Linked DNA regions of Mus musculus: all the other regions are linked to region 4. A link is a loop called in an ENCODE intact Hi-C map of the cell type or tissue named here. Cell type or tissue: left cerebral cortex. All regions are shown on one strand.

The links. A loop is a pair of places that touch in the nucleus more often than their neighbours do. Peaks named below come from ENCODE experiments on the same cell type or tissue, not always from the same donor. Only the 100,000 strongest peaks of a DNase experiment are listed, where the experiment ranks them.
Region 1: it touches region 4 in a loop (5-fold over the local background); 7 of 42 quality-filtered maps call a loop at or near these places.
Region 2: a loop joins it to region 4, with 2.6 times the contacts of the local background. A loop is called at or near these places in 7 of 42 quality-filtered maps.
Region 3: it touches region 4 in a loop (2.5-fold over the local background); 3 of 42 quality-filtered maps call a loop at or near these places.
Region 5: it touches region 4 in a loop (6-fold over the local background); 4 of 42 quality-filtered maps call a loop at or near these places.
Region 6: it touches region 4 in a loop (2.5-fold over the local background); 2 of 42 quality-filtered maps call a loop at or near these places.
Region 7: a loop joins it to region 4, with 3.0 times the contacts of the local background. A loop is called at or near these places in 4 of 42 quality-filtered maps.

Annotation. Positions count from the first base shown.
Region 1 is chr8:103,739,132-103,743,131 of GRCm38, reverse strand. No RefSeq gene overlaps it. Among named protein-coding and RNA genes, the nearest start is that of Gm39235, 18 kb to the right of the region's middle. In left cerebral cortex, no CTCF peak of the experiment used is centred here; a DNase peak (open chromatin) is centred at 1,547.
Region 2 is chr8:103,731,561-103,735,560 of GRCm38, reverse strand. No RefSeq gene overlaps it. Among named protein-coding and RNA genes, the nearest start is that of Gm39235, 11 kb to the right of the region's middle. In left cerebral cortex, no CTCF peak of the experiment used is centred here; a DNase peak (open chromatin) is centred at 1,842.
Region 3 is chr8:103,439,641-103,443,640 of GRCm38, reverse strand. No RefSeq gene overlaps it. Among named protein-coding and RNA genes, the nearest start is that of 1600027J07Rik, 94 kb to the right of the region's middle. In left cerebral cortex, a CTCF peak has its summit at 2,240 (motif pointing right); DNase peaks (open chromatin) are centred at 1,011 and 2,230; H3K27ac peaks cover 639 bases.
Region 4 is chr8:104,026,571-104,030,570 of GRCm38, reverse strand. All of the region lies in intron 1 of Gm32728 (a long non-coding RNA gene), which reads left to right. Among named protein-coding and RNA genes, the nearest start is that of Gm32728, 8.2 kb to the left of the region's middle. In left cerebral cortex, CTCF peaks have their summits at 1,715 (motif pointing right) and 2,837; DNase peaks (open chromatin) are centred at 2,270, 2,565, 2,906, 3,249 and 1 more place; H3K27ac peaks cover 1,811 bases.
Region 5 is chr8:103,939,510-103,943,509 of GRCm38, reverse strand. No RefSeq gene overlaps it. Among named protein-coding and RNA genes, the nearest start is that of Gm32728, 95 kb to the left of the region's middle. In left cerebral cortex, a CTCF peak has its summit at 2,032; a DNase peak (open chromatin) is centred at 2,270; H3K27ac peaks cover 1,468 bases.
Region 6 is chr8:103,447,318-103,451,317 of GRCm38, reverse strand. No RefSeq gene overlaps it. Among named protein-coding and RNA genes, the nearest start is that of 1600027J07Rik, 100 kb to the right of the region's middle. In left cerebral cortex, no CTCF peak of the experiment used is centred here; DNase peaks (open chromatin) are centred at 1,157, 1,695 and 3,211.
Region 7 is chr8:103,337,402-103,341,401 of GRCm38, reverse strand. No RefSeq gene overlaps it. Among named protein-coding and RNA genes, the nearest start is that of 1600027J07Rik, 8.1 kb to the left of the region's middle. In left cerebral cortex, no CTCF peak of the experiment used is centred here; DNase peaks (open chromatin) are centred at 1,196 and 2,171; H3K27ac peaks cover 472 bases.

The sequences.
Region 1 (4,000 bases), 290 kb after region 4:
TTGTTCTAAGTCTTTACATCTTGGGGCTTTATCTTTGGAAGTGCTTAATAGAAAGACCAGTGGTGTTAAATGCCAAGAGGCTGAGCGTGGTTTTAACCATTTCCCCTTTCCAGAACTCATGGAAAGGCGAGTAAATATGTATGGGGTTACAACTCTTGGCTTTAGAACTGAACCTTCTCTTCTTGCAATAGTATCATCAGACACTCACCTTGTTGCGGGGGAAATTAAAGATGAAATCAGAACTTTCAAATATCCTGCGGGGTATATTGATGTGAACGTGGAACATCCATATCAGATGCCTTTGGTCTAGGGAAGGGAAAGTTATCATATTTCACTTTCTTGAGGAGAAATAACGTTTAGAGCCAATGGAGGTTTGTCTTGTGCATTTCCAGTGTCTCACGTGTAATTGAGATAATTCCTCTCTTTTACATTTTCTTCCTGCTGCTTGGAGGAAATAGCTCTTTATTAGTTTCAAAAGCAGATTTCCTTGGTCTTCGAGGGGAAGAAACTCCCTGCCATTCCTTGGCTGTAAAAAGTATGACAGAAAATCCAGGAAAGGGCAAGGTCAGAGCTGCAGTTAACACATTCCCTGGAAGCGGTTGGGCCGTAGCTCTGGGGTTTCTCCTATTTCCTGCTGCTAGGCTGTAAGAGTGTCTGTAATTACAGGTGTGTTCTCTAAAGCCATCTCTCTGTGTAAATAACAGCAGCCTCCATTTCAAACTCTGCCCTCTTGTCTCTGTCCGAGCACTTTGTACATGTGGATATACAGAACACACCACCACTGATGTGAGAGAATCATGTGTACCCTTTCCTCCTTGGACTGACCTATCCTTTGTGTGATGGTCATTTTTAGAGTCAGATGAGGTTTTTTTTCTGTGGGCAAGGAGTTTAAACTTTCTGGATCAGTGCACACAATTGTGTTGATGGAAAAAACACTCTAGACCTCCTTTTGATGATGATGATGATGATGGATGTGTTTTCATGCCATGTGCTTATATGCACACATAAGTAGAGACCAAAGGAGAATGTCAAGTGTCTGACTCTATCACACTCTACCTTATTCTTCTGAGGCAGATCTGTCACTGACGCTGGAGCTTACGCTGGTTTCCACAATTGCTGTGAAGCTAAGAGTACCTGCTTCCATGCAGGTCTTGGATGCTAAGATAACCACTGGGAAAATGAATGTGCTGAGAGGTTTGTTTGTTTGTTTGTTTGTTTTTGATACAGGGGCTGGAAGATGGGAGGTGGGAGGACAAGGTCTGCCAACATTTATTTCCTTGCAAGCATTGCTGGCCAGACTCTCAAGAGCATCGCCCTCTTTGTGGAAGTAGTCTCTTGGCAGCAGCTGGTGGTCTCTCCGGATGGATGCTCTGTGTGAGTCTTATCCAGCGGAGGAGAAGCAGCAGCCCTGTGTGTCTCTGAAGCTCAACACCTCAGTCCTGAGTTGGGCCCGGCTGGGAGGGAGGGGAGCAGGGAGCGATGTGTGGCACGCAGTCCCCTGTTTTCTTACAGCAATTGCATGAAGACTACAAATATTTGAGCTGATTGTACTCGCTTACACGCAGCAATGAATCATCTTGTGATGAGAGGCCTGAAATATGCTGGGATGAAATTAACGTCAATTGAAACAGAAAATGGATTCTAGCTCCCTCCACAATGAGCCTCAGAAGATGGGCTCAGAGTGCAGGGAGCTGGCTGCTGCTATTCTTAGTGGCAAAAAAGCCCATGCCTTTGGTATTGCTTTTTCTATTTTTATTTTCTTAAAAAGCTTCTTTTCTCCTCCTCCTCTGGGGGGTACCTTTTAATCAGAGACTTTGTCTGGTTCAGGCTCCATTTTGACTTCTTGGATCTCTGGGGATAAAAAAAAATGTTTAAGAAAGAGAAAACTCATACAGACCTTTAGAATCTAAAGGAAAAGAAAAATTAGGACCTTTATCCTAAAAAGTTCCCATTTCTCCGGAACACTAGATGAATTGTTGCTAGCTGCTGAGGTCCTGTGATTTTGTGGGAGGGTGATGGGAAGATTCTGAAATACTAACCTATGTTCCCTCTGCAGATACCCACTCCACTTGTAGACATCTGTTTGCGTTGTGGATTTTTATTTTCATAAACATGGGCCCTATAGGAAACAGAAGGAGCTCACGCCTAGGGTAGACTGAGAGAATCCGTGCTGGGTGTCAGTGAGGTTTCCCTGGGCTGAAGTGAGCAGACCCCAAGGGAACACAGTGAGCTGGTGGTGGGTATCTTAGAAAAATCCTGGGGCTCTGAGTAGCTTGGAACCCTGGAATCCTCCGGCAGGACCTCCCCAGCAGGATCTCTGCTTGGTGACTCACCTTGGTTATCATCATGACCCACCCGAGAAGAGTTGCTTCCATTAGATGGATCTGTAGTCCATGTTTTTGGTATCCAATTGATGTGAAAAGTCCAGCTAACTGTGAGTGGCACAGTCCTAGAGTGGGCCTAGGCTGTATTAAAAAAAGAGCTGAGCAAGCTTGAGAGAACAAGCCTGATTTCTCCCATGATTCCTTCCTAACTTCTGACCTTGACTTTCCTCAATGATAGACCTATAAAGTTGAGGTAGACTTTTTCTTCCTCAGCATGCTTTGGGTCACATGTTGGTTTTATTGTAGCAAAGGAAAGCAATGACACTCTAATAGCTACTTGCTTTGTTGGTTAGTCTAGAGTTCTGGGCTCTGGTCCGTGGCTCATGAGACCACTGCTCATGGCCATGACAGTCTAAAGATCATTGTGGACGTGCTCTGGCCACCTGCCCCACTGCAGCACCTTGGATAGTATGAGTATGACCGGTACCAATCTAGGAATGTGAGTTTTGAAGTTCAGGAAGCCACAGGGGAGTCAGTACTTAACTGCATTGGTCTTTGCTCTCTCCTGGAAGTGAAATGGGAATTGTGCAGGGTCATTACCAGGGGACCACACTAATCTCAGTTCTGTTCTGTTCCTGCCCTGAGCATTGGCATCTTGTCTCAACATTGCTCAGTCTTCATTCTGACTTCACTAAAACGACCGAGATTCACTTGGGACTGAATTCATGTAGGCAGAGAGGTCCAAAGACACAAGCTTTTGGAGGCTACAAGTTTGTGGGTTTTTTTTGTTTGTTTGTTTGTTTGTTTGTTTGTTTGTTTTTTGATATGTTCTGAAAATCTTGATATCCTTTAAAAGCAGGGCAGATGTGAGTAGATGCCATATGACCAGCTTGTTATGCCATTTAGGGAACCAGGCATCTGCGTTTGAACCTATATCTAATGCTCAACACACGCAAATGACTACTTTTGACCTCTTTGTGATACGTTCCTCTTGCTAGTGAGCTGATGAAGTTCATGACTGTAGCCTCCCTTGGGGATTGTGATGAATGCATGGGTCAACTCTTGCTAAGAGCTTAACAAAGTACCAGGTACATGGAAACGATCTGGAAGGGCTAGCTAGTTCTGACCACAGGTCTTATTAAGCTCAACTTCCCTTCATCCCACCTTTCCCTCGGTTTGTCTTGTGAATCCACTTAGACTTTCTGGGAGGTAGAGTTTGGAAACTTCTATGTCTTCCTCAAGGAAGAATGGTTTCTATAAGATATACTTGGGCTTAGTAATGGACTTTGATATCCCTGTAGGGCTGAGCCATCTTTGTAGAAGAGGAGTTGGTCCCCTGGCTTTTTCTTTTGCCTTCTTAACCTTTGGCTTCCATATCTTCTCTGCCTTTACCCTCTACTTCCACAGAACTCGATTTCTCTGTGTCTCTCCAGGTCTGTAAGAGTGCTACAAGACAGACCTTAGAAGCAGGTCCAGACATGAGGATTCACAGACAAGTGGCTACTGGGAAGTGATTTCTGGTGTTTTGTTTGTTTGTTTGTTTGTTTGTTTTTTATTTTTTATTTTATCAAGTAAGCTACCCTGATGTACAATCTGGACCTACCACTCTTGGGGAATCTGTTATATCCTCATCGAGCAAGAGACTCCAAGATAGTTTACACGAAGGGCACTGCTCA
Region 2 (4,000 bases), 300 kb after region 4:
TGCAATAATGGACCTCAAACTTTGTTTTTTTGTTTTTGCTTTTTCTCAAGACCTTTAAAATGTCTCCATTATTTTCGGAGTACCTTGGGATAACTACCTTCTTACATGGCCAAATAAAGAGATAATATAAAACAACAACAACAACAAAGTATCATGGACCTTCTGCTATCATAATCATTTCAATGAGAAGGGCATTGTCCCAGCTACTTTCTTTCAATAAAATACTCTTGCAAAAGTAACTTAAGGGAAAAATAGTTTAGTTTTATTTATAGTTCTAGGGGATACAGGCCATCATGGGACAGAAGTCATGTCAGCAGAGAAGATATAGCAGCAGAAGCAGAAGGCTGCTTATATCGCTTCTCACTTAGGAATCAGAGATTGAACCAGAAGTGGTGCAGGGCTACAGGATATAAAGCTCTCAGGCCTGCTGCCAGGGAGCCATTGCCTTTAGTGAGGCTCCACCTCCTAAAGGTTCCTCGATTTTCCCAAACAGCACCATCTGCAGGGGACAACATGTTCAAGCATGCGAGGCTGTGAGGAATATTACACGTTAACACTGTGACAGATATTTTAACAAGTTGTTCCCGGAATCAGTGTGAAGCCTCGGGACACAGGGAGCATGACTAAAGAGGATACTTCTTTTATTTTCTAATTCTAATTTAAAGGTTCCCTTGGATAACACTAAAGCCTGTGGTTAGGCTTGGGGGACTATATGCTTTCAGGATGCAGAGGACACTGCCTGAGCCAATGTTTGCAATTCACCATCCTGCCTTGGTGGGGCTGCAGGGACAACTGAATAAGATGCTTCCCATGAAACTATTCCCATTAGTGCAAGGCTCTACCAATGTCTCTGGATCATATTTGCAAAATTAGATAATATTCTCTGATGTTATTAATAAAACTATCATACTATAATCCTTCCCGCACCAATTTTCTTGGTAAGACCAGGGGTATTGAGATGAATCTGTTCTTATTATTGGGAATGAATTCAGGGAGTTACAAAACATAAAATGACTCCCTTCTCTCCCTTTCTTCTCCCTCCTTTCCTTTCTTCATTCCCTCAAGTAGTGTTCTAAGGATCCATGTCCAGCTGGGTGTAATGGAGCACACTTTAAATCCCAACATTCAGGAGGCAAGGCAGGCAGATCTCTGTGAGTTCAAGGTCAGTCTTGTCTACATCGTGAGTTCCAGAACAGCAAGAGTTACATAGAAACACCCTATCTCAAAGCAAGTAATATATAAAAACTAAAGATACATGACTAGGACATGTGTCTGCCAATCTTGTTTCTTTTCCTGTAGCCCAGGCTAGCAAACTATGAGTCAAGTTTGCCCAGGTCACCCTTCTATGAAAGTCTATAGAAGCACTCTCTTGCCCTCAGAGGAATGCAAAAACTGCTTATGGGTGACATATCTCCTTTATAAAACTTGGTCATTGCCAACTTCTGTATCCTCAGCCCTTAATTTCCAGCATGCATGGTGTATAGCATGCATGTTATAGCTAGTTTACTTTTTATTCCCACATTCATTCTCTCCCTCATATGTATGTCTGTCTTTTCCATTCAATTCTTTCACGATTCACTCGCTTCTTCTCTTAAGGTTCAAATCAGGGATGGACATGATTTTCATTTTTAAGAAAAATCTTACCATCTTCTTTTGGGTCTGTACCACTGCACATATCTTGCTATACCCTCACAGTTCATTTATGTCTCTTTCCCACTTGTCTCAGCCATCCTTGAGGTTATGATGCCTTCTGGTAGGTGCTCAAACATTTGTTGAACAAGCGAGTAGGTGTTCATTATGCAGAAAGATAAGGAGAAAGTCCCCCTAAAGGGAATAATCTCTGTAAAAATAAGCCAGTGTGGAGGCAGGTGCTATACTGTGAGGGAGAAACAACCAATATGTTTCAGAGGGAGAGAGTGTGTGGGCTAACTCTGCATAGGTAAGGCTGGCAATGTGACCTGGAGATAAGCACCGAAGATTCTAGAACACCATGCCTAGGGTGTGAGAAGTCATCCGGAATGTAGAAACCAGTGTGGTGGAAAGACAAGCTTTCTGAATTCTTGAAGCTGAAGCAGAACATACAATGATGAACTGAGAGGAACTGAGTCAGGCAGAACAAATGTTTGCTCTGGCCAATGTCCATGCAGTGGCCCAAGTTACTGGAAGCAGGTATGGAAGATCAGATACATTTAATCTATAGCTCTGTGTATAGAGTTCAAGTTTATTCCTGGAAGTAGCTTTGAGACACTCTGAGCAGATGTTCCCTTCCAGGATGTGGCTGACAAAGCAATCAGGTGTCTGGCACCAGGGAAACCTGAGATATAAATTAGCACCACTCAGAAAAACCATCCACGGAGTCTGAACCTGCAGGTTAACATAGCTAATTTTGTTGGGCACAAACAGCCATGCTCCAGTGGCTGCACACTGGGGGTCTGTAGATTTGGAACACATCTTGATGCTTCATTTTGCCAAAATCATTGCTGTTGCTTAGAACATTTTTCATTAGAGCAAAATTGTTGGCAAATTTTATTGCATTTTGTTTGAGAGAAGTTTCTGATGTAAAATATGGTGCTAGATATGGGTTAAGCAGAAGTTAAATTGCCCACAACTGTGGGGTGCTCTTCCTGTGTGTAGATAGAGTTACATGTGTAAAGATTAAAGTGCTGGGGCATTGCTTTACAGATTTCTTTGTTCAACCAGCCCAAAATAGATATGAAAGTACAGAGAGGGAAAGGAAGATGCCCGAGGTTACATAGCAAGTTCATTGCAAAGTTGGAAATGGTGTATGTGTCACAATACTGTTATTTCTGGTTTCCATGTCACAGGATAGCCAATCTTTCTTCCTCGACAGACCAATGTTAGAATCACTTGGCATCAAACAGAATCCAGAACAGAGCTCAAGAGAAAATATGTCTAAAGACGTAAAGCATGGTGTCTATTTCACAATCGAACATTCTAGAAAGGATGGCAGAGCTACACCTTTTTAAGTTCAGATGAGCAGTCTACAGTTCTGTAGACTTAAGTTCTGTATTTTTATCAAATCTAGCTTTATGCAGTTGTTTTGCTAGGCTTCAAAGGATCTTGCACAGGCCAACACTGGATGGACACTAAGGACAATTCTGATGTTTTTGGTCTCTGTCACCTGCTGTACTGGCTGGTTTTGCTTGTCAACTTGACACAAGCTGGAGTTATCACAGAGAAAGAAGCTACCCTTGAGGAAATGCCCCCATGATATCCAGCTATAGGGCATTTTCTCAATTAGTCATCAAGTGGTCATTGTGAGTGGTGTCATCCCTGGGCTGGTAGTCCTAGGTCCTATAAGAAAGCAAGCTGAGTAAGCCAGGGGAAGCAATCTAGTAAGCAGCACCCCTCCATGGCCTCTGCATTAGCTTCAGCCTTCAGGTTCCAACCCTGTGTGAGTTCCAGTCCTGATTTTCTTTGGTGATGAACAGCAGTATGGAATTGTAAGCTGAATAAACCCTTTCCTCCCCAACTTGCTTTCTTGGTCATGATGTTTTGTGCAGGAATAGAAACCCTGACTAAGACACCTGCCTTATGCAACACATTACCAGCTTCTGCTTATTTACCGTATAGAAATCTTCATGTGTCTCCTCTCTTCTGGAGCCAGTTCCTCTGAGTTAAAACAGTTGAGAAGAAGGGCTCAAATTCAGGAAGCTAAGCAAACTTGCAAGGCTCAATTAGTTCCTGAAACTAAAGAGGTTCAGGAAGCCCGGAAAGCTACAAGAATCACAAGTTGATAAATCAAAAAATAATTTGCTGGGGTGGAAACTCTTTGGCTGAACTGCCTTCAAGTTTTTTGGTGAACTCCAGGATTCAGTTCCGGAGACTTCACCAGGGAGGGGGTCTTTTTCATGGTGCAGCTACCTTTGCCGCTCACACATCTGTATATCCCCCATGCATGCTTTCATAAGGGAACTCTATAAACACCCTGGAGCAGAATTGGTTTTTGCTGTGTCATTGGCAACTTATCTTGGATGAA
Region 3 (4,000 bases), 590 kb after region 4:
ATCTGGAGACTTCGTTGTACAGAACAGAGGTTCTTAAAGGACAGTCCCTGATCCCGCTGCATCCAGAACTGCAGATCCCCCAGCTCTTTGTAAATCTGCTACACTGGCACTGGGTATACCTGGTTGAATCACCTACATATTAACAAGCTGTAAGGGTGGGTGGTGCTAACTCGAACCAGTGTCCTCCTAGTTTGTGCTCTGTCACTCTCAGCAACCCCTAAATTATCCTCAGCACACCCAAGAGACCGCACAGAAAGATGCAGGACCCTAGACATAGCCTCCTCCTTCTATGTCTAGAACTGCAAACCTATCAGCAATGGCAGATGGATGGAGGGCATCCTTCCTGAAAGATACACTTGTCAGAGAGTGTTCTGCCTGCCTTGAGATGAGTGAGAGCACTTCCAGCTCTAGGTTCTGTTCCTGGCTCCTCCTGGGACAGAGTTCCTGGCTGGCAGATCCTAGCTCCTAAATCTCCACTGTTTTTCTCTTTATGGCTGTTCCCCTCCCACTCCTAGAAGCCTTCTGACTTAGGGAACACTTGTCCAAGCCCCCCCACCCCCACCCCAAACATGTGATTCCAATTATTAGCACCTTGTAGTTGGGATCCTTGCTTGGGAAATATCTTTGTTCTCTCAAAGTTCAGGAAACCGGAGGGGGGCAGGAAGACTGAAGGAGCTCTGCTTTCAGCCTATTCGTTGGTTCCTAGAAGAACAAAGCTCGAGTGTGGGGAAGGCGCTTTGATCCCAGACAATGAGAGCGGCTGGATTAAGTGTTTGGAGAGACCAGACAGCTCTGGCACAAAACAGATCAGTTACTTCTTTCTCTCTTTTTTTCTTAAAGATCCAATTCATGTTCTGGAAATAACAGTAACAAAAAGAGCTGAATGTTTTGAAAGAGAGTTCTTCTACCCTTGAGTTATCCCAGGCAAGTGAAGATTGTGTGTTCCCTAGCAAGCTCAGTTCCTGGATGGGAGGTGCCTTGATAGCAGGCAGCCTGTATACTGGGACAGCACATGACATTCAAAGTTCCCCAGGGATTCTGAGGACACAGAATGGCAGCTGGGGCTGAAAAATGCTGGAGGCTAGAAGGGACCTTGGGGAACTTGCCCATGTGTGTTCAAGATAGCTGCTAGGCACAGAAAACAATGCGTTTAAAAATAAGCATAATAAAATAAACATTCCCAGGGCCTGGAAGATGGCTCAGTAGGTAGAGGTGCTTACTCCGAGGCTGATGACAAGTTAGCTCCCCATCACCCGGATGACAGGAGGAAGAGCATTGACTCCTGAGAGCTATTCTCTTACCTCCATGTATGTGCTGTGGCATGTTCACACCCACTTACAACACACACAAGCACACACACACACACACACACACACACACACACACACAGAGAGAGAGAGATTGAGAGAGAGAGAGAGAGAGAATAAATGTAATGAAAAAGTTAAACATCTCTGCACAGAACACTTACAGCATAGGCATGTTGTATAACAAAGAATCTTTGTTATTCTGAGATCTCTATTTCCCCACAGGATTCATGGCAATGATAATCATACACATGGTGTGGTCTTTGTTGATATCCCATATTTCAGATGAGAAATATCAAGGCCCAGATAGGCTAGTAAATTATCTAAGTCACAGAATTAAGTGTCAGACATAGAAGGTAAACCCAGGTATCCTCGCTCCTGGCACATGCTCTTCATTACAGAAAAGAGTCCCAGTCAATAACTGTCCTAGACTCTTTGAGGTAATAAGGCAGCGGTTTTCTGAGTGTGCAGGACACTGTCTCCACCATAACTACTTTTACTTAAGATAAATTGAACACAGTGTGACAAGGGCTAATTGGCTGGGATGGCAGCGTATAGGTATTCCAAGGAGAGAACCTGCAGGTCTGAGCTGCCAGATGGCCAGGCAGAGGCAGCCTTTCTTCACAGATAATGTGATACTTGAGTTCTGTGCTCAGAAGTACCAAGGGTGGAGAAGAGAGAAAAGGGGATCAGGTTGAGAAGTGTGCTCGCTGTATGCAGACATCAGAATGTGAGTGGGATGAATGGGAATGGGGGTTCAAGGATCCTTTTGATTTCTAGGGTTTCAATTCTGGCCTCTCAATGACTACTGCCTTTAAAGAAGCCTGAAGTGTTTGCTATGCCAGATGATGGAGGGAGAATGAGAAGTAAACAGTCCTGCGGAGGATCTCAGCCCAGATTCTGGGTTATGAGCAAAGTCACCCACAGAAAGCAGACACCCAGCCACTAGGGGTCTCCGTTTGCTGCCCATTTCTTCTACACAACTTGAACTGTGGAAGACTGAATTTCTCAGAATGCCCTCATGACCATTGGCTTGCGTGCTTCATGCTCCTTAGCTGTCCAAGTATGACCACTCCCATTTGTGATGCCCACGTTGTACCTGCTTTCAAGCCTGGTTTCCACTTCCTCCAGGAAGCCTTGCATGCCTCTCCAGCTGGCAACAATGACGTTTTCTGCTCAAACTCTGTGGCAGTGGTGGCTTCCTGCCTCACACTGTGTAGAGGTCCTACCTCAGTGTTGAATGATGCATTCCTTTTAGGTAGAGATCCCTGTTAATATTGGACGATGAGTTTAAAGATAAGCATAATAAAATAAACATTCCCAGGGTCTGGAAGATGGCTCAGTAGGTAAAGGTGCTTACTCCGAGGCACTTTGTGTAGGACTCAGACAAGGGGAAGCACCATGTAGCTCACAGTTATAATGAATATCCTAGGAATCACTTGTCCAGGCTTTTGATATGAGGGGTGTGTGTGTGTGTGTGTGTATGTGTGTGTGTGTGTGGTGTTAGGGATTGATCGTAGGACTTTATTCACACTAAGCAAGAGCTCTACCAGTGAGTTATACCTTCAGCTACTTAAAAGGTTTTTTTGTTTGGTTGGTTGGGTTTTTTGTTGTTGTTGTTGTTTTATTTTTTATTATTTTATTTTATTTTATTTTATTTTATTTTATTTTATTTTATTATTTTTTAGGGCTGGTGAGATAGTTGAGCAACTGAAGTCACTTGATGCACAAGCCTGGAGACCTGAATTCTATCTCTTGAACCCATGTAAAGGCAGAAGGATAGAACCATCTCCACAAGGTTATCTTTTGACCTCCACATGCATGCCATAGCATGTGCTTCCATGCACACATCTCTCTCTCTCTCCCTCCCTATCTCTCTCTCTCTCTCTCTCTCTCTCTCTCTCTCTCTCTCTCTCTCTCACACACACACACACACACACACACACACACACACACCACATTTTAAAAATATTTTTAGAGAGTCTTCCTGAGTCATCCAGGTTGGTCTCAAACCGGTAACCCTGCATCAGCCTTTCAACCAGCTACCATCTTAGGCCAGCTCCATGGTAGCAGCTCAGCTTTTTTGTTGAGTGGGCAATTGTGTCATGAAAGTGAAGCATTGGGAAGAAACTCCTTGGAGAGCTCATCTAGCCTTTAGCTCCCCAGCAGAAGAGATCTTTATTTCTGGGATACTGGCCTGGGTCCATTTCAGGTTTCCCTATTTGGGGCATGATGGAGATTTTCAATTCTGATCTCCAACACTTCTCTCAAAGCAACAATTAAACACACATAGGGTCTTACAAATAGTTAGGGTTCATGACATGCTAACACCAAATATGGCAAGGTATTAAGGAACAAATCAGAATCAGAAAGATCACACTTCTCTTCCCCTTGTCATTTGTCTTGAGGCTAAGAGCATCTTCACCTTTGAAGACACTGGGTTATAGAGAAGATGAGGAACACACAGGCTTTGCCAAATGCCTCCCACTGTGTTGCCATTCAATCTACTTCTTCATCCAACATAGCATCAAAACACATAGGCTTCCTGGGTGCTTCGCTGCTTTATATCTAAGTCTCCTTTGTCATATAGCATGTTAAACAAACTGGTATGCTTTTCTCTTCTTAATCTGTCTTTTGTTACAGGAGCCTCAGCCATGAACCTGAAATGGGATGCAGAGATATTTTTTCCCTCCCCT
Region 4 (4,000 bases):
CCAGAGCTGCCGGTGGAGCCTGTGAGTGTGTGGAGAAATGCTCCCCCTCTTGTCCTTCAAGGGACCCCGTTCCTGAGGCCTTCCTTCTGTTGCCTAGAGTGGCTTTGCAAAGCACTTGTGCTTTTCTGTGTGCTTTCCACACACACACTTTGAAGATATTTTTCTTCCTTCTGTCATTACCTCTTAGGCCATCAATCCTGTTCCTGAGATTTCACCCTCAGTCTTGTGTCTCCTGTGCCTGTTGGGAACCCCACGTAAGCTACCTAGATCTGGCAGCCTTGGGTCTTTCTTTTTTTCTTTTTTTCCTCCTCCTCCTCCTCTTCCCCTCCTCCTCTTCCCCCTCCTCCTCTTCTTCCTCCTTCTCTTCTTCCTCCTCCTCCTCTTCCTCCTCCTCCTCTTCCTTCTCCTCATTTCTTCTTCCTCTTCCTCTTCCTCTTCTCCTTCTCCTTCTCTTTCTCCTTCTCCTCCTCCTCCTCCTTCTCCTTCTCCTCATCCTTCTCCTTCTCCTCCTCCTTCTTCTTCTTCTTCTTCTAGATATATACATGTATATATGTACATATACATATATAATGTGCCGGTGGTTTACCTTCATGCATGCATGTGTGCCACATGTAGGCCTAGTGTCAGATCCCCTAGTAGTAGAGATACAGATGGTGGTTAGCCACCCTGTGGGTGCTGGGAACTGAACCTGGTCATCTATAAGAACAAATGCTCTTCACCACTGAACCATCCCTTGATCCCCTGCTTTAGAGTTTTGCACAGCACTCAGGGAAGCTTCCTTGAGAAAACCGAAGAGTCTGATTATTGGTTGGAAGGACTGGGCACAGAGCAGCTCAAGCAGGGAGAGCTTCAGTGACCAGACCCTGGGGCTAGGAGGAGGAACAGCCTATTCTAGGAAGACTTTCAGAGGTGTCCCCCCCCCTCCCTGCCTATGACTTTTTGCCAGTTTTTATAGTATTTCGGTCTTCACTGCTCCACAGAAACAAAATCCCCAGCATGCCTTGCACCAAGATCTAGCCACACATCACAAAGGGGAGAACTCATTTGAGTGTGGATATATGCCTATTCAATTTTGAGTATGTAAAGGTAGGTGAGTCCCCATATAGTCAAGGACAGAAATTCACAAGTAATTAGATTTAAGAAGCAAGTATTTGGCTTTGTTCCTCAGGGTAGTGGCAGCAGTGAGAAACAGTTGTTGTTTTTCCTTCTTCCTCTTAAGAGTCTCCAGATATTCGTCCTTTTTAAGTCTTGGGGCTGTCACAGGCTTTGCCTGGGTCTCCATACCACTAGCCTTGAAAAGGCATCCCTTGACCCTGGTCAATTTACTGTGGTAAGCCCCACTAGATCTCTGGCTTCATGACCTGATCCCCGATGCTAGGCTCCAAAGAGCTGGAGTCTCAAGATTTTGCCCTTGCACACAAGCTGAGGTCTAGGGTCTACTGGTGCTGCCTCTTCTTAAAGTGAGTTTAGTTTTTCTCGTTTATTCTCTTTGGATCAGGACTGTGATGTTTAAGTTTTACCTATGTAGGACTTGATAATTCTTTACCTTCAGTTACCTCAACCACATAAGGATGGTACTGAGTGTGACCCGAGCGACAGTAAAAGGTTTGATATCACCCTTTTCAGACTCTAGAGTTGGAGTGAATATCTGAGGCTGCCTTGATCTCCGTTCTCTTACGCATGTCTCTACGCGACGATTCCGGCCGCCGCCAGGGGGCGCTGTGGTCACGCGGCCGTTCTCCAGCCTCCCCAGCCTGGTGAGCCTAGCCTTGCCAGCCTAGCCTTGCCGCCGCCCCTCTTGGAGCGCTGACTAGTAGCAGCTCCGACTGGCCTCTGTGTTGTGTCCACATTCCAACCCGTCCGCCAATGCATGCTGTCACAGTTGGGAACTCTAATGAGATTCGGTACCTTCTGGCCTCAGTTTGCGAGTCTGGAAAGTGACTCTGTGGCACTGCCTGCTGCCCTGTGGCCACTCAGAAGCTCCAGGTCTCCTGGTTTCTCTTCCTGGGCTCACTGGGTCCTGGAACTTGGTGCCTAACTCAATTAGGTCCCTTCAGTTGTCTTGACAGAGAAAGCAACTTCTCTTTTGCTTCTCCCACCTTTCTCTTATACCTCCTCCCCCTTCCTATCTTTTACTGCTGGCCAACTGAGGACTTAGTTCGAGTCTGGTGTCTTTTCTCCAGAGGAGACCTTTGTTCTAAAGCATGATTTTCCCACCCTCAGATCCATTCTACAGTTGCTGCTGCCTACACAGGGTGAAAACTTAGAAGCCTCCGTCTAACAGCTTTGTTTCCAGCCCCGCCTCGGCCCCATCCTAGGAGGGAACAGAATTTAGGGATTTCCAAGTTCCAACCAGACTGGGTTGTTCTGGAGACCACCTGACACTTGCTCCAGAATGGGGATAGAGGACGCTTAAATATGTGCGCTTTTAGGTGGCTCTGGACCACTGAGGCAAGCTGCCTCTGAGAGGTGGGTCTTGAGCTTGCATTTTAACGTTTCACCCAGGGCGAGGCTGACCCTAGAGATTGCTGCTCCAAGAGGAACCTCCGACGTGGACGAGGAAGTGCCATCCAATCCCAGCAGGTGCAGCGGGCTTGAGTCCTTGGATCCGAGGGAAGATGGTTGGGAAGCTAAGAGAAGGGGCAGGAGAGAGGAGTCACTCCTGGCCGCAAGTGCTGAGTGGTAGCTTGCAGAGACCTGGGGTGGGCAGGTGAATGTGGAACTGGGGTGGGCCCTGTGCTCTTTAAAAGGTGGAGTTCTTTTAAAGAGCACAGGGCAAAGGCCCATAGAAAAACCTGAAATGACAAGTGATGACTGGTAGCCATTGTCCATCTCTGCCTGGGGGAGGCAGTAGTGAGCTACAGAAGGTTAGTGCTTCCCAAGGAGTCTCCTACCCGAGGGCAGGATAACAAGAAAGACCTAAAAGCCTTGGCTGACTGGAAGGAGACTGGACCACAGAGCACAGGCTGTGCCCTCTGCTACCCATCTTTGGGATGTAGGTCTTCCTTTGTCACCTGCTTCCTCCTGGCCCTCCCGAGGAACCTGTTATGACAGTGTTTGCAAGAAGCTGACAGAGCAATGAGAATAATTTAGAAATGCCGAACAGGGGACCCACACATCCATATTTTTTAAAGGCAGATATAAAAAATGTAAAGAGTGTAAAAGCGTGGCTCTCCCCCACCCCAACCCTGGCCTCCCAGAGACTTCCCCCAGGCAACAATTAGTACACGGGCTTCCTGCACAGCTTTCTACATACTGTGAGGCTACAAACACGTACGGCCATATGTCTCCCTTTAAAAATACAGCGCATTATACAGACTCTTCTACACCTTGCTTCGTCCTAAAAATACGTTTTAAAAATATATCTTCCAGACAGCTCAGTATCGCCATCTGAGGCTGCTCTCTGTCTCCCTGCGTGGTTGACGCTGTGTCCCCGGGGACAGCAGATCCTTCACATGCCAACTGACCACGGGCAGGTTGCTTAATTGGTCTGTACACCAGTTGCTCATTAAAAGGCGAAAGACAACAATCACAGCAATGACACTCATTTCATGAGCTCATGAGGAGTCAAGGTCACACACACACAGAAAACAGTCCGTATAGTGCCTGGTGGGCAGAAAGGGCTCAGCATACTACATACTAGTTGCCCATTAAAAAGAGACGACAACAACAACAACAACAACAATAATAATCTCATGAATTCGTGAGAATTCAAGGTCATAAGCAACAAACAGCCACTCCACATAGAACAATGATTCTCAACTTTCCTAATGCTGACCCTTTAATACAACATGGGGGTTCTCATGTTGTGCTGACCCCCAACCATAAAGTCATTTCATTGCTACTTCCTAAATTTGTATTTGTATTTTTTTTTTTTTTTTTGAGACAGGGTTTCTCTGTGTAGCCCTGGCTGTCCTGGACTCATTTTGTAGACCAGGCTGGCCTCGAACTCAGAAATCCTCCTGCCTCTGCCTCCCAAGTGCTGGGATTAAAGGTGTGT
Region 5 (4,000 bases), 87 kb after region 4:
AATTGAGAGTTCCTCTTGGAGGATTTTACCTTTGATGTGTATGAAGTGTCCCTCCTTGTCTTTTTTGATAACTTTGGGTTGGATGTTGATTTTATTCAATATTAGAATGGCTACTCCAGCTTGTTTCTTCAGACCATTTGCTTAGAAAATTGTTTTCCAGCCTTTCATTCTGAGGTAGTGTCTGTCTTTTTCCCTGAGATGGGTTTCCTACAAGCAGCAAAATGTTTGGTCCTGTTTGTTTAGCCAGTCTGTTAGTCTATGTCTTTTTATTGGGGAATTGAGTCCATTGATATTAAGAGATATTAAGGAAAAGTAATTGTTGCTTCCTATTATTTTTGTTGTTAGAGTTGGCATTCTGTTCTTGTGGCTGTCTCCTTTTAGGTTTGTTGAAGAATTACTTTCTTGCTTTTTCTAGGGCATGGTTTCTGTCCTTGTTTTTTTTTTTTTTTTGTTTTTGTTTTTGTTTTTTTTCTATTATTATCCTTTGAAGGGCTGGATTTGTTGAAAGATAATGTGTGAATTTGGTTTTGTTGTGGAATACTTTGGTTTCTCCATCTATGGTAATTGAAAGTTTGGCTGGGTATAGTAGCCTGGGCTGGTATTTGTGTTCTCTTAGTGTCTGTATAACATCTGTCCAGGATCTTCTGGCTTTCATAGTCTCAGGTAAAAAATCTGGTGTAATTTTGATAGGCCTGCCTTTATATGTTACTTGATCCGTTTCCCTTACTGCTTTTAATATTCTCTCCTTATTTAGTGCATTTGTTTTTCTGATTATTATGTGTTGGGAGGAATTTCTTTTCTGGTCCAGTCTATTTGGAGTTCTGTAGGCTTCTTGTATGTTCATGAGAATCTCTTTCTTTAGGTTTGGGAAGTTTTCTTCTATAATTTTGTTGAAGATATTTGTTGGCCCTTTAAGTTGAAAATCTTCATTCTCATTTACTCCTATTATCCATAGGTTTGGTCTTTTCATTGTGTCCTGGATTTCCTGGATGTTTTGATGTAGGATCTTTTTGCAGTTTGCATTTTCTTTGATTGTTGTTCCCATGTTCTGTATGAAATGTGCACTTGAGATTCTCTCTTCCATCTCTTGTATTCTGTTGTTGATGCTTGGATCTATGGTTCCAGATTTCTTTCCTAGGATTTCTATCTCCAGTGTTGCCTCACTTTGGGTTTTCTTTATTGTGTCTACTTCCCTTTTTAGGTCTAGTATTGTTTTGTTCATTTCCATCACCTGTTTGGTTGTGTTTTCATGTTTTTCTTAAGGACTTGTAACTCTTTAACAGTGTTCTCCTGTATTTCTTTAAGTGAGTTATTAAAGTCCTTCTTATGTCCTCTACCATCATCATGAGGTATGCTTTTAAATCTGGGTCTAGATTTTCGGGTGTGTTGGGGTGCCTAGGACTGTGCGAGGTGGGAGTGCTGCGTTCTGATGATGGTGAGTGGTCTTGGTTTCTGTTAGTAAGATTCTTACATTTGCCTTTCACCATCTGGTAATCTCCGTGGTCCAAAGATCGAGTGGAGAGTCCTCTAGGGGACCTTGGGGATGTTCACCAACTCTGCACCCAAGGTGACCTAGTGCTGGCGCCAATCGGAAGGGACTCCGTGTCCTTCTTTAGAAAGGCAGAATAGTATTTCACAGCACACATGTACCATATTTTTCCCTCTCTCTTCCTCTGTTGATGGACAATTAGTTTGAGCCTGTATCTTAACAGCTGTGATGACTGACTGAGGATACAGATTGATCTCTTCTGCTAACTGATCTGGTGACTTTCATGTGTACACCCAGAAAGCAGGTTGCTGTTTTGCACAGTAGTTGTGTTTCTTTTTTTTTTCCCTGGAGGAATACCTACATCATTTTCTGTAAGGTCTCCATTAATGTGCAGTTCTGCCTTCAGCGGGCCAGGGCTCTCCTTTCTCTTGATAACTGCCAGTCTTCCAGGATGAAGTGATATCTCATTGTGGTGAAGCTCTTTGAGAATCTCTCTTGCCACTCGAGGTTTGATACTGTGGAAGCTGGTGGCTTCTCCTCCTGTAGGGGGCCAGGTCTGCTCACTGTGGAAAAGAAGAATTCCTCTTGGTGACTGATCATCTTTTTTTCTCCTCAACCACACCTCTGAGGCTCCTGGTAGGCTATTTTGGGGAATTAAAATCTAGGCAGATGGGAATAACCACTTTGAACGCTGGGAATCGTTCCCTCGAATTCCCAATTTAGATTTTTTTGGGCAGTCAGAGTAGAAGCAGCTTTTAGAGAGAACCCATGTTGAGTTGAGTCTCTGATATGTAAAGATGGTGATGAAATGCAGGCTTTAGAAACAGCTTTGTGAGTTCAGCAGAACTCTTTCCACCCACTCTTGGTAGAGTTAGAATTAAAAAAAAACCTGCCTCAATACAGGCTTGATTCGGGAACTCCAGCACTGTGCAGGGAGGCAAACAATTACAGCCCAGTGACTTCATGCTGCAGAAATAGAAAGGAGAACTGAGATTAAAGATGGTGCTACACCCACCCCACTCGACATGCAGTTGAATTTTTTTTTTCTTTTTTTTTTTGCCAGACAAGAAATCTTAAACCAAGGGTTTTAGGGACATCCAAATGGCAGTGTCTCTACATGACATTCTCCATGCTTGGAGAGATTTCTGCTGTGTCTTGGTGTGTTTCTTAGGATGAAGCAGTGCTCAAATTGCCCCGTGCTCAAATCACAAGTGAGAGAGCTAGGTGGTCTGGAAAAGGGATGTGCTCTCAACGGTGGCTTGTGAATGTAATTCACATTCTAAATCAGAAGCTTCCTCAATGAGGGACACTTCACACACCGAGCCTTTCGCTTCCCAATCAAAACACATTTCAGGAAATAAGCAGAGCACAGTAAAGCTGGAAGGATGTGTCAAAACACAGTCTTAAGAACTTAGCAGTGAAATCTAGGCATGGGGCACTCTTCTATAATCCCAGCCCTTAGGAGGCTGAGGCAGGAGGATTTTAAGTTCAGAGCCTGTCAGGACTATAAAAGGAGCTCTAGCCAACTTCCATCTGCAATGCAAGACTTTGTCTCAAAGTCAAAGGCAAAACCTGACCAACCAAGGAACCAACCAACAAAACCCCTGGGAGGTCTGGGGGAGATGACTCAGCCAGTGAAGTGTGAGGACTTGAGTTGACACCCGAAATTACACTGAATGTCAGGCTAGTAGAGGGTGGTTATAGTCCAAGCACTGGGTAGGCAGAGACAGGAAGATTCTTTGGTGCTGGCTGGGTAGTTTGTCTAGCCTAGACAGTGAACCCCAGGCCCCAAGATGGACAGCTCCTGAGGAATGATACCCCAGGCCAACTTTTGGACTCTACACAAACACACCCTGCACTACCCCCTACCCCCCATCTCCATATAAAACAAAATACCAGCGAGCAGCAACAATCAAACTCAGCTTTGAGCCCTGAGTTTTTGTTTTGATGATGATGACGACAACTATGATGATGTATTTGGATAGGGACTTGACAAAAAAAAAAAAGCTACCCATGTCTTGAGGTTGACCAAACATTAGGTGAATTCATAGGAAACATTAAATAGGCTGTGTTTACTCAGCTGCTGAAACCAGAAAGTCCTTTTTAAAGGACCCAGAGGCTGAGATGTAAAGCCACCAAACTTTAACCTTAGACTATTGGGTTCCATACCTACGTGAGGCTTAGCTCTAGCTGACAAGGTCTCTGTCTTCTTTTCTTTTCCATTGCTGTGATAAGAAGGTATAACCAAGGCAAATTGTAAAAGAAAATGTTTATTAAGGCTTCTGGCTCCAGAGAGTTGGAGTTCATGGTCATCAAGAGTGCCAGCAGGCTACATGGTGCTGGAGCAGTGCTGGAAGACTATATCTTATCCTCAAGTAGGAGGCAAGGAAATCATCTTGGAATGGCATGGTGGCATGAACTTTCAGAATCTCAAAGCCAGTCTCCGGTGACACATCTCCTTGAACAAGTTCATACCTCCTAATCCTTCCCAAAGAGTTCTGCCAACTGCAG
Region 6 (4,000 bases), 580 kb after region 4:
TGCAATTTGAGATTCTCCTGTCTCTGGAGTGCTAGGATTACAGGTGTTCAGCCTTGAGACCCTGGCCGGCATGTGTGAGCAGGTGGAGATGCTGATGAGGGGCTTTGGAAACAGAAGCAAGCACCAGAGAAGAGGAGAGCATGTTATGGACTTGACAGAGAGCGATGCTATCCTCCAAGTCACCTCTGGCCCCAGAGGCCACCTTTAAATGGAATCAAGAGGCATGCCATACTGTACAAATTAAAACTCAGCGGTGACATTTTTTATTGTCCAAAGATCATAAAAAAGGGAGCAAAACTGGGACAAACCAATTAACAGAGTAATGACAATGGGATGTGCTCCAAAACAACTTTGTTCCTTATATTGCAGTCAGATTCCTTGCTCTGCCTTTTGGGGAGTGGGGTGAATCTGTTTGAATTTGGAGAGAGTCATGGGAAAGGCAGAAGGTCCACTTTAGGTTGTATCCACTGTGGATCTCATTAAGCTGAGTCATGTTCCCTTGTTATTTCTGGCCCTGGAATATAACCTTGCTGGCAAGAATAAGAGAAAAGGCAGGGTGGTGGTGGTGGTGGTGGTGGTGGTGGTGGTGGTGGTGGTGGTGGTGGTGGTTTTGGTGGTGATATTAGTGGTATTCTTTTCCTTATGTCTTTCTCCTGTGACACACAATGGGCTGCTGCTTGTGTAGTGCTTATAAGGACTTTAGAGGAAGATGCAGTCAGCAGGAGAGCTTCCTACTGGGTCAGGATTAATAGATGGAATGGCTGAGGATGACTTAGACCCGCTACTCCTGATTTCAGCAACTGGAGAATCCTTTCCACCACAATATGCTAATTCCACAAAGCAAGCAGCAGAACCCCACATATCCTGTCCCTGGTCTCAGAGAAGGAGGGCAGGGTACTGAAAGATTTCACAACAGAACTCAGAATGTATATGTCCAAACATTCCAAGGCTAGCTTTCCCTCAAGGCTTTGCCTATTGCGTTGCTGATGAAAGCCTTGCTCAGAACATAGCATTAAACATAGCATATTCTGTTCAGCTGCCCTGTGCTCCAGGAATACAGTCAACCGCAGCACTATTTTTAAAGGCTCATCTGGCTTTATTAAGTAAAGAGAGGCTTCTTCTTGACATGATTTTGAGGATTTGCTGTCTTAGGAGCAGGGCTTGGGTGTTGCTATCCTGGCGGAAGTTTTTCCATGTGTATTAATAGCCCTGGTAGCATCTGGTTCTTAAACAATGCTTTAAGCATCCTTTTTCAGTCAGTTTAAGCACTCCAACCCTCACATTTTCTTCTGAATAATGGTGATTAAAAACTTGCCTCTTAGTTCATGGTGAGGATGAAATGCTGTGCTCTCATAGAGAAGTGTTCCTTGGCCTCCATTCATTTATTCACCCAGGGTCAAGCCTTCTAACACCATGCTGTCGAGGCACCTCCTGTGGACTTGTCATCCTAGTGCCTCTTTTGGTTTGTAGATACCAGTAAGTTCTAAGACGGTATTGACTGATGAGAAATCGACACGCTGAGATCCAGCTCCTTTGATACACTTTCTCACACACAGCCACATAATCCATCAGCTCTTGCCCAGGATTAAGAAGTAGATACAATGATCCCTCCATGGAAATGAAGAACAGAGTCTTGGCCAAAGGAGGAATCTTTGCATCTGGATAGATTTATTCAAATCCCAGATCCACTGCTTACAGGCAATGTGTAGGCGAGGTACTTAGTCACTGAAAGCCACATTTCTACCATGTGTAAGGAAAGATAATCCAACCCATTGCAGAAGGCTGCTGGAAGTACGAAGTGCCATACAACCAGACTATGGTCAGCAGAACATGCTCTTATTCACATGGAGAGTCTGTCAGGCATGGCTGGCATTGAGGTGCTGGTCTCATCTCTGGCTTGCCTTCAGTTCTCTTCACTTAGAGCTCTTCTTACCTGCTTAGGTGCTTTTCCGTTGCTCTGTTGAGACGCGATGATCAAGGCAACTTACAGAAGAAAGAGTTTATTGGGGGTGGGGGGCTTATGGTTTCCGAGCCTGGGTCCATGATTCTTCATGATGGAAAATGTGGCAGCAGGCAGATATGGCACTGTGCTGGGGCACTAGCTAAGATCTTGCATTGTGATCTGCAAATAGGAGCGAGAGAGAGAGCGAGAGAGAGAGAGAGAGAGAGAGAGAGAGAGAGAGAGAGAGAGAGACTTGAGGACAACTGAAGAGAAAGGGAGATTCCTTTGCATAATTTTGATTTCGGATCCTGTGTTCTCCCAGTGACAACTTTATAAAGTAGATGAGAGTATCCTTGTGATGCACATGACCAGACCATTGTAGGTCAAATTTAGACATTTGTCTGGAGCAGCATGTCTAATGAGTGTCCCCAAACCTAGATTCTAAGCCAGAGTTCAGCTTTTCCAAAGACACTACCTCTTTGCAAGATTTTATGAAAATTCACTTTGACTGGTGATTGAAGGCAAGTAGTATTCCAAAGTGCCTATGAAGAAAGCTTTGTCCAGGTTGCCCCCATGAGAATTCATTACCTATAGGGGTTATAAGGCAGTGAGTGAGAATTAAGCCAGGTTGTAAGTTTGAGAGCTCCATCCTATTGCTCCTGAGCTATGTAGCTTGGGGCAAGCTATGGGTCTTCTCTTTGCCTCCAATTACATGTCTATAAAATGAGGATATTGCAAGTTGCTACCTCAAAAAAAAAATGTGATGTGAAGATTAAACAAAGAATATATGTATAGCACCCTGCATCGCATCACGTATGGAGACGATATTTCTTGAGCACTTAGTGTTATAATAAAACTAAAACCCCTTGGCAGGTCTGACAATCTAAGAGCCAGGTCTTGTCACTTCAGCCAGCACTTTGAATCAAAGATCTTCGAGAGCTTCTAAATAAACGTAACATGGCTGCTACCACTGCTACTCCTTTTTTTGGAGATGTCTATTAGAATTACGATTCAATTGTCAGAAACAAAATATTCTTAAGATGTCTTCAACCATACCCTCAAATTATATGACAGTGTCTGGCTTTAATACCCATCTAAATAGTTATACTGTTGACAGGTTTTGAGAGCAGCGTTTGCTCTGCCATTCCTCTCATTAACTTACGTAGCAACATCATAACTCTCTGAAAGGGTTTGGGGGGAAAAAGCACGCTGGCATATTCCATCTGAATCATTTCATAGAGCGGCTGTGTCAGAGTGTTTGCATATGAATGAGATGCCTTGCCTTGGAGTTCCCTCATTAACATGGGAGCTTCGCTGTGACACACACACACACACACACACACACACACACACACACACACACACTGACAAGTTCAGGTTCAAGAGTTTGAGGGGAGAGAGGGAAGAAAGACTGGAGGCTCTGTCCATCCATTTGAGATTTAACTGTAGCAGCCTGGTGGGTAATTCCAGTCTTCATTAGGAATAGAAGAAGTTCTATCTTTTGCCTTGAGGGTAGAAATCCAACCTTCCGGTTCTCCCACTCTCCCCACCAAATAGAAACCTGCATTCTAGCAACACAGTTTAGATTTTCTTTCTTTTTCTTTTTCTTTTTCATTAGTACTTTGTGTATATAAATGTTCCCCTCTAGTCAATGGGGCCTCCTTTCCTGTCTGGCAGGTCTTAGCAACTTGGCTGAATCACAATGTCTCTAAATCTTTGCTCAATTTTTCCAGGCATATATAGGCACTTCTTCTCTGGGCCCCAGCATCAGATGGGCACGGATGCACTGACCTTGTGCTCCAGTGTTCTCTAAGCTCCATGCACCTTTTGTTTTATTTTATATTTTTTTTCAGGAGTATATGTAGCCCAGACTAGTCTTAACTCCACTTTCTAGTTGAGAATGGCCTTGAACTCTAGATCCTTCTAATTTCACATCCAAAGACTTGAGACTAAATGTGTGAGGTGCCACACTTAACTGGGTCTCAGGTACTTTAAACTGAAATGTGAGAGGTCCTAGGGATGGGCTACCTTCTCTATGATCCTAGGTCTATGGGTCAG
Region 7 (4,000 bases), 690 kb after region 4:
ACTTCAGGCAAGGAGGATAAACAACGCACCAGACTCCATATATACCATAATTGTTTATAATCTAGGTGTGTTCCATTTAATACTGGGCTATACAAATTTTAACGTGATTATTGCTAGTGTGGAATTACAACTGGTAAATACAAACACATACCATTGTAGACCAATAAAAACATAGCATACTTGAGTTTAGGCAAAGATGAGGTGGAATGGATAAACCTCAGGGTACCTTAGGATCATGGGAAGCCAGGGTCAAAGGTACAATGAAAGTGCTCGTTGGGACACAGAGCATAGCTTTCATTCTTTGAGCCATATGCAAGAGTATAACCAACCAGATCTTAACATTTTGAGCACCATATGTTGTCCCCTCTTTGACTAGCACAGAGAAGTTCTTCTCTAGATTAGAACTAATGACATACACTCCATTGAAGAAATAGGGATGTGCCTTGTTTTGGTCTTGATAAATTATTATTTGGTAGAAATAGGTTGGGTTCTAATTCTGTGTGAGCTGAATGAGTTCCTTCCCATCATTGGACATGTACCATCCCATCACTAAAATAACACCATTGCCCAATATCTCTAAGGCTTCAGGTTCTTATACAACACTGAAGTCTCAAACTGAGGTGCTGTGAAATATTCGATTACCAATATCCAAAGGATGATGACACAGGGACTTTTCTGCCTACTCTCAGAGACTTTTGCCTCCTTAGAGACAGGGATGAGCGCCATAGGATGATTTAGGAAGGGTACATTGTTTTAGGAAAAGGAAACGGAGGAAAGTACACTAGGGTGAAAGAAAATAAGCCAAAGACTGGCACTTCCTCAGCTGGAGACTCATTCGACTTAATCTCATGGGGCTTTGCGGTAAGAAATGCCACAGTTGTCCATCAGGAAGAAAACAAACCCAAACAACCCAAAAATTAAAAAACAAAAAGTATTACATCTTCATTTTTTTATGTGCACTGCACACACACACACACACACACACACACACACACACACACACACACACACACACACCCTAAGGGCACATGTAGAGATCAGAGAAAAACCTTGGGAGATAGTCCTCTTCTCCCACCATGTGGGTCCTGAGGATCAAACTCAGGTCTTTGGACTTGGCAGCAGGCCCCGTTATCTGATGAGTCATCTATAGGCTACACTCCCTGATTCAAACTTTCCTGCCTCTGTACAGTCAGTGGGAGAAAGCACTGTCTTTGTGGTTTGCACAGGGTAGTGTAACTTTCAGCTCGCTCTAGTCATGTGGCTCCCACCAGTCTTGAGAATTTTGTGGATGTACGCCATGGGAAACTAAGACATGGGTGTGGTCTTTCAGCAAAGACATATGAGTGGCGGCATGCTGAGAGCATCTCTTGCAGATAGTTCGTTCTCAGAGAGTTTAAGAAAGTTTGTTCTGTTGGAAGTGCTAGGAAAAAAGAACACAAGACTTTAATGTATTACAAGAAACATCATTTTGTCTAGGTCTCAATATTTCTATCTACAAAATGGGCAAACTGGGTCGCATTTGTTCTAAGCAGTATTGCTTTGAACCTTTGCTCTTGAGTCTGATTACATTTATTCAAGCTCTTAATTCTCTCAAACACATGTTTATGCTTCCCCAAATGAATATTTTCTGGTATTCAGTAATTACTGAAGACAAAAATATATGCTACCTTACTATGGTTATCCTGTAAAATGGAGTGATTATAGCACACCTTACACACAATTACTATGGAGATAAAAAAAAATCAATGGGACAAAAATGTTGAGTATGTATTCTCCTCTTCCTCTCTCTAATATCAGCTACGCATACCTTAGTAAGAAATTTAGAGTGTGTTGTCCTGGAGAATGTCTTAACAACCTCTATTTTTCTGGTTGAAGAATGAAGCTATATTCTCTGTGAAATGAAGCAGAGACACTGACAATCAAACTGGGATATTAAAAGGTAGCAGTAAGGTCTTCCTACACAGGCTGTTACCATACTTCTAACCCCTGTGATTTTTATGCATCTTCTGACAGTGTCATGAGAGGCTTAAGGGACCTGGGTGGAACTTGTTCTTAGCATATTGCCTTAGGAAAACCATACGCAGATGGGCTTGTGCTGATCTGAGGAAACAGAAGGAAAATAATTCATGGTTTCAAAACTTGACATTTTTTAGCTTCCCACCAGATATGTCATGTGTACTATATTTGCTGTGCTTCTTGGCCTGACTTTCTAAGCTCAAGACTCAGGAATTAGACTTGACATTTCCTCCTAACATGGGTGAGAGAGGCAGATGAAGAGGGAGGGTACTGTGGAACAGAAAGAGAATGAGCTTCGAAGATGTCCAGACTCAGGTCCAAATTTGGACACTCAGTGTTGAGGGATCTTGTCTGTTCTTGCTCAAGTCTCCTCATTATGATCCATCGAGTCTATGAAATGGGAATTTTGGGTTGTTTACACAACAATCAAGCGGGGATACATCTGTACAGCATGCACATGCTCACGCACATGCTGGACACATAGTTAGCAACCCTGTAATAGATCTCTACAAGACCAGCTCAGAGTTAGCATACACTGAAGGAGTTGCTGAGTACTTTTCCTTTTATCTTCTTCATTGATCACTCTTCTGCCTACCAGGCTTTACTTACCAGTTGTATGATTTTGGCCTTGGTGCCTCGTGAACTGACTTCCTAAGGGAGAATTTCTTGAATGCATGTTGGAAGTGATCTTCAATAATAGTGCTTTGGAAAATGCGCCTGACCTCTGTTAGCCCTTCCAGAACAATATTTCTATCACTGACAAGGAAAAAAAAACATCTGGAAGTGGCATGCTCCTAATTGATTGGCAGGTCTAAAAAGCAGGGTGACCCATGGTGCTTGAACAGGGAGCCAAAGGTGGAAGAGATTGCTTCAATAGATTTGAAAATGTCATACTTTGGGTATAATGTGAGAATTTTAGGAGTCCCCACAGAGCCTAGTGGGGTAAAAGAGGGCAGAAGGAAAGAAACTTATTTAGGACAATGGCCTGGGAAATCTACCCAATGATATGATTGGGTGTCAAGTTGGCAACCCACATAGGATATGGCTCATATCCTTTAGGTCATAAGAAGACTTAGTCACATCAAGAGCATCACTGGTACATGGTGTTGGAAGAGGCTCAGGGGACAGAGACAGTGTCAACAAATGCTTAGGTTGATGTGATTTCCCCATCATGGCTCTTGCTATCTCTAAGCTTCCACCAGCCCATGGTCTAGGGCAGCAGAATACAGAGGATATTGTTGTCTTCCTGAGGGCAAATGGAGTTTGTCATGTTCAGTGTTGTGGGAGCCCATCACTAGCTCCCATGGTGCTGGGATGTTCAATGTAGAAGACATGAAATTGGGACTCCCAATAGAAGTTGGGCCAAGGCCTGAGTCTCACTCTAGGCACAGTTGAGTTCTGATCTTGAAGGATAACACATTAAGTGATTGGTAGATGATGAAATCTGTTCTTTCTATATTTCCATTTCGTGACCCTTCTATACTTTCTTTAGAGTTGCTGGCTGCAGCTGTGCCTGTACACCTTGTCCCTGCTCTATCCCCCTTCCTGAATCTCAGTTTGTAAAGTTTCCCCATTTCCTCCTTTAAGACACATCTGCCATAACAGGTCCTCCTTGTATTGTGCTAGGCTCCATGGCTCACTTTCCTAAAATTTTCCTTGTGGACAGAAAAAGTGCCCTCCCCTTTAACTACCTTGGGTTTTTATCATCTGTTCCCTAGCCCTCTGCAGGGATGCAGGTCCCCACCTCCTCTGACAGTCTTCCCAGGTCACATTCCCTATGCCTACCCCCAGGGATGCTGCCCATGACCCAAAACTGTCAGCTCTCTCTTTCACGCTCACTTAGAGAGCATTACAGGCACACTGTGCGAAGAGCTTCCATTTATGGAAAGCATCTATGTGCAGTGTTGGTCTGTGAAGGCCCAGTGGCCTCTCCCTTTTATTGATTATGACAGGAGCTGCAGATCTCTTCCAGTCTGGGAGTGGG